Linked DNA regions of Homo sapiens: region 1 is linked to region 2. A link is an interaction called in ENCODE POLR2A ChIA-PET data of the cell type or tissue named here. Cell type or tissue: Panc1. All regions are shown on one strand. Each heading gives the region's core, and the rest is flanking DNA. Links, peaks and the distances in the headings are about the cores only.

Evidence for each region. Peaks named below come from ENCODE experiments on the same cell type or tissue, not always from the same donor. Only the 100,000 strongest peaks of a DNase experiment are listed, where the experiment ranks them.
Region 1: POLR2A ChIA-PET joins it to region 2 with 12 read pairs; 3 of 35 experiments call an interaction of 5 or more read pairs at or near these places.

The regions. Positions count from the first base shown.
Region 1 is chr3:11,339,489-11,342,396 of GRCh38, reverse strand. It overlaps ATG7 (autophagy related 7), which reads right to left. Exons shown (of 21, transcript NM_001349232.2): 12 at 1,662-1,752; 13 at 118-262. Among named protein-coding and RNA genes, the nearest start is that of ATG7, 69 kb to the right of the region's middle. In Panc1, for the core only: no CTCF peak of the experiment used is centred there; no DNase peak of the experiment used is centred there.
Region 2 is chr3:11,537,643-11,540,550 of GRCh38, reverse strand. All of the region lies in intron 20 of ATG7 (autophagy related 7), which reads right to left. Among named protein-coding and RNA genes, the nearest start is that of VGLL4, 100 kb to the left of the region's middle. In Panc1, for the core only: no CTCF peak of the experiment used is centred there; no DNase peak of the experiment used is centred there; H3K27ac peaks cover 1,271 bases.

The DNA of each region.
Region 1 (2,908 bases), core at 294-2,793, 200 kb after region 2:
GGGAGGGAGAGATGGAGGGGATGGGGAGCTGGGAGATGGAAGGCAATCATGAGAGTAAAACAAGAAGAGAAGCTACAACTTCAAAGGTGCCATTTGCACCCCCCACCTCCGACTTACCATCAACGTCCTAGCTACATTGCAACCCAAGGTGCCGGCTCCAAGCAGCAGACATTTGACAGACACAACCTTGTCCAAGTCTAAAGTAGGAACCAATCTCCAACACATCAGTTTGAGATTTAGATCCACTGATGACTCAGCTAACCTAGAAAAGGAGAGATTTACTTATTCAGTCACTCCTTTATGCAATAATCTTGTTCTGAAAGATTTCAAGTGGCTATGCAAGAAAATAAGAAATAATAAGGAAATTGGGATCAAAGGAAAAAGAAAATTAAACTGGAGGGTAAGCAGGGAGGAGAAAGCTTCCCACCCAGCAGCATGCTGTTGGAGTCCTCTGCAACGAGGGGGCCACAGATTTGATACTGAGTTCCAGCAGCCAAGGTGAAAAGGGAAGAGCATGACCAGTGATAGGAATCATGGTGTCCATGAATAAAAACACACCATCTGATTAAGAGGAAAGTTTTTCCTAGTACTGAAAACAGAAATTTCTCCCATATCTCCTTAATAAGGCCTCCCATATCTCCTGCGCTCAGGCCAGGCACAGCGGCTCACGCCTGTAATCCTAGCGCTTTGGGAGGCCAAAGCGGGCGGATCACCTGAGGTCAGGAGTTCGAGACCAGCCTAGCCAACATGGTAAAACCCTCTCTCTACTAAAATTACAAAAATTAGCTAGGTGTGGTGGCAGGCGCCTGTAATCCCAGCTACTCAGGAGGCTGAGGCAGGAGATTCACTTGAACCCGGGAAGCAGAGGTTGCAGTGAGCCAAGATCATGCCACTGCACTCCAGCTTGGGCAACAGGAGTGAAACTCTGTCTCAAAAAAAAAGAAAAAAAAAAAAGAGTGCACTGAGATTCGCCCTTAAACACAATACTGGCTTCCATGAAATAATTCTTCTAATATCCTTCAAGGTGGGCCAATAAGGGCTGGGTGTGGTGGCTCATGCCTGTAATCCCAGCACTTTGGGAGGCCGAGGCAGGTGGATCACGAGGTCAGGAGTTCGAGTCCAGCCTGGGCAACACAGTGAAACCCTGTCTCTACTAAAATACAAAAAATTAGCAGGGCATGGTGGCGCGTGCCTGTAATCCCAGCTACTCAGGAGGCTGAGGCAGGAGAATCACTTGAACCCAGGAGGCAGAGGTTGCAGTGAGCAGAGATTGCGCCATTGTATTCCAGCCTGCACAGTGCAAGACTCTGTCTGGGGCGGGGTGGGGGACGGGGCGGGGGAGTGGGCCAATAGGACCAAGCTAGAGGACAATGCATAAAGGACTGAACGGCAGTACAGGTACGCTGGTGGTCTGAGAGCATGAGCTTTAAACAAGAACAAAATTTAGAATGTCTAGAACAGATGAAGAGTGTGCCCTTCAGGATATGCATTGTTAATATTAATTCTCACAACCAAACTTCAATTGAAGAGCAGAGTAACACACGGCAGCATGACTGGCACCCCCTGGGCTGAATTACACAATGTTGTGTTGGCCTGACAGAACTTGGTGTGTGTCTTGGTTACAAAAAGCCCGACTGGAGAAAACAGCTTCCCAAATATACCTTTTAGGGTCCATACATTCACTGAGGTTCACCATCCTTGGTCCCATGCCTCCTTTCTGGTTCTTTTCCCATCCAACTGCTTTAGGACAATCTTAAGGCAAATAAAACACAAAGTTTAATGAAGGAGGGAAGAATAAAAACAAGCAGATCAAGCAACGACCTTACATAAAAAAGATCGACATTCATAATGGCCCATGCATTGACAAGCTTTTGGTTTGCTTCTTTCTAAAAGAGACTTGAGGGCCTGAATTTCCACAGACTTGCCACAGTTGCCTCCCCATCTTTCCCAACTACTGGGAATCTTGTTTAGGGACCATCAAACCCAAGCAATCTTCCTGTACAGGAGCTTCTGAAATAGCCCTCAACTCTGGCCCAAGGTGGCTCAACTTTCACTGTTATTGGAAGTTGCTGAAAAAAAAAAAAAGACAATCTTTTCTGGGGTAGGTATAACCCCACTGAGGCTTCTCTATCTAAGCAAGCCAAGCCAATGTAACTGCAGCACCCCTTCACTGAGGTTCCTATTGGGATTTGAACCTTAAATTAAGTATGTCCCTTCTGTACCTGTGAGCAGATCACAGTCCAAGGTGACTGTCATTTGATTAAGCTGCCCTTTCCTTTAAGCTCATCTTTATCCATTCAGAAGTTTCCCTTCCCTGACTTCTCCCTTCCCCGCAGCCCTCTTTTAATCCCTGCTATGGGAGCCTCTGTAACTCCAATTAACTCCAATTCTAGCAGTTCCCAAAGTGTGTCCTATTCAATAATCTCAGAGGATAAGGATCCTGTAGCTAAACAGACTTTGGAAATGCTTCTATACTTATATCTGTCTTCTATATCCAGCCCCCACTACCACTCAAACCTGGCCATTCACATTGCACATGAGGGAGATAAAAGCTCTGAGAAACCTGCAGTACAGAACCCACGTGATTTGATTTGGCTTTGTGTTTCCCACACTTACGTGGCTCTCCATATCTCCCTTCATTTCCCTGTATACCAATTACAATCTCAAGGGACACATTCAGGGAAACACTGCTGTATTCTACTGTTGCAAAATTCTCTTAAACATCTCAATTGCTTTGCAGAACACACCTGCTACCTTCTCATGTTAATGAAAGCTTTGCTTGCCTTGGTGGAACCACAGCCTTGTAAATCTTGCTAGTGGATCCCACTCTCTTGCGCTCCCTACATCTCAGGACCTCTGCTACTCCCCCTTTCTCATTGAATTCCCACTGCTCACAATAAAACCTGAA
Region 2 (2,908 bases), core at 216-2,715:
TCCCACCTCAGCCTCCTGAGTAGCTGGGACCACAGGTGCGCACCACCATGCCCAGTGAATTTATTTTTATTTTTTATAGAGATAGGGTCTTGCCATGTTGCTCAGGGTGGAAGAACTCTTACAGTTCAATAAGATATAACAACCCGATGGAAACATGGGCAAAAGATTTGAAAGAAGGGTCACATAAGAAGATCTACAGGTGGCAAATAAATACATGAAAAGATGTTCCCCATCAGAGATGCGGGAAAGATGTTGTCATCAGAGAACTACAATAAAAGCCATAATGAGATGCCACTTGCATATCTACTCAAATGGCCAGAATGAAAAGGACTACCAGCTTCCAAGTGCTGACAAGCACATGGCACAACCAGAACTCTCAAACTCTGCTGGTGGCAACAGCAAAAACGACACAGTGAATTTGAAAAATAACAGTTTCTTAAAAGTTAAACATACACTTCCACCATAGGACCCAGCAATTCTAGTCCTAGATAATCTCCCAAGAGAAGTGAAAACACACTCACTCATCAGAGCTTCATTTATAACAGCTCCAAACTAGAAACAACCCAAGAACAGCTCACCAGGTGAGTGAGTAAACAATTCTGGTACACTCACACAGCGAGACGCTACTCAGCGACAGAAAGGCACCAAGCGCTGACACACGCAATGATGCAGGTGAACCTCCAGGCGGCTGTGCAGGGCAGGACAGGCCAGACAGACCTGCTCGATGTCGCCGAACTGTGCTGGTTCCACAAGCGAGTACGTTTCTCAAAGCTCAGAAATGTGCACTTTTACATATATTTGATTGTATGCGCATCAATAGATTTTATTTTTTAAATTCATAAGAGAAAACGAATATAGCTTAAGACGGGGGGAGTTTCACAATATAAAAACATATTTACAATAATTACCAAAAATGTCATAAGAGAAATACCGTGTCTTTTTCAGAACCACCAAAGGTGGAAAGTGGGCGACCCCCCGCCAGCAGGCCCACTTCCCCTAAAGCACCAACGCAGTCTCCCACTCATTTAGTTAGAGGTCTTATTTCCCAACCATTTTAAGGAGAACAGAATCCTTCCAGCCCAACCTTCCCTGGCCTCCCCGGCTCAGTGCCATGCCTTCTCTTACCCTGATCTGATTCTGCTATAGCCATTAATCACTATCAGGTGGAGTTAAGAGCTCTGTCTCTGAAGCCAGACTTCCAGGATTGGGTCCTGCTCTGCCACTGACTAGCTATGTCACCTCAGGCTATTTATTTAATCTCTTTGTGCCTCTGTGTTCTCATCTGAGAAATGAGGACAAAAATGCTGTCTCCCTCGTAGGGCTGTTGTGACCATGAAATGAGTTAGTGGGCATAAAGTGCTCAGAACTGCACCTGATGCAGGGTACACATCATCTGTGTTGTTACTTGCTTACAATGATGGAGAACACAACTTTACAACCTGAAAAAAAAAAATCTCAGTTGATATCATTAACATTTTGTGGTAAGTTCTTGGAAGCTGTGGGTAATCGACCTTGTATTACAGCCAGATTAAAGCTTTTCACATTGAAAATAGCAAGAAGCTCAGATCCCTTCTCCATGCTCTCTTCCAGGAGGACATCTTAGGTAGGTGTCCATTCCTTCCTTCAGTCACTCATTCTCAAGAATTACTAAGGGCTTTTTCTTTTTCTTTTTTTTTGAGACAAGAGTCTCACTCTGTTGCCCAGTATGTGTGCAGTGGCACAATCATAGCTCACTGCAGCCTCGACCTTCCCAGGCTCAGGTGATCCTCCCATCTTAGCCTCCTGGGTAGCTGCAACCACAGGCCTGCACCACCACATCTGGCTTTTTTTTTTTTTTTGGCTAATTTTTTTTTTTTTTTTTTTTTTTTTTTTTAGAGACGGAGTTTCATCACACTGACCAGGGTGGTCTCGAACTCCTGGGCTTCAGCAACCTGCCTGCCTTGGCCTCCCAAAGTGCTGGGATTACAGGTGTGAGCCCCTGAGGCTGGCACTAAGGGCCTATTCTGTGTCATATTCAAATATGAGTCTCTTTCCTCTCTACCATACCATGGCATTTTTACACTTAAGGAACTCAGAGCTCACAAGGCAGGTGACTGTCAGGGCCACACAGCTAGCAAATGGCAGAGCTGAGATCCACACATAGGTCTGTCTCGTCCCATGTCCTGGGTTCTCATTTCCACTGCAGCTTCTGGCAATTAGGTCTGGCAAAAGGGTGTTTTGCCAAGAGAGCTATCCCTTGAAGGTCCATGGTGTGATAGAGTCTGTGCTGGCCTCAGAAAGGCCTTCCTGAACCAGCTGACAGGTCAGCGTTGAGAGGGCAGTGCCACCCAGCCTGCCACGAGGCCCTCGGTTATTCCCAGTCCCCACAAAACCCCCATGCTCTCTCTGACCACTTGCCTCTAGAAATGCCACCAACCTTCCGTCAGGTTCCCTGTGGCCCTCAGGAACATCTGTCAGCCCTGGGGTCCACATATCTCCTAGCCAGCTGGACAACAGGGGTCATCTGGAATCCCACACTGGGACCTATGCCCTCTTCCCTCCACCTTTCCCTGGCCTCTTCTACATTCAGGGCCAGATCTCGGCCAGGTACCACTTTGGCTCTGTGGCATTGGGTATAAAGGAAACAGCACTGGACTTGGGGCAAGACGCTCCCAATTTTGGATCCGGGCTCTACCAGCCACCAGCTCTCTGTGGGCTAGCTCGTTTCTCAGGACTCAGTTTCCCCGCAGGAAAATACATCTCTCCATTTTACCACCAACCATACAGAGGTTATCAAGGATACATAAAACAACTGGAAAGCACAGACCCAGAACCTGGCACCGAGCAGGGCCTCAGGAAATGTTAAGCCTGAGTTTTAATCTGAGGTCACAGGGCAGATGATGAAGTGTGGAGTGAGAGCCCTCTTGGG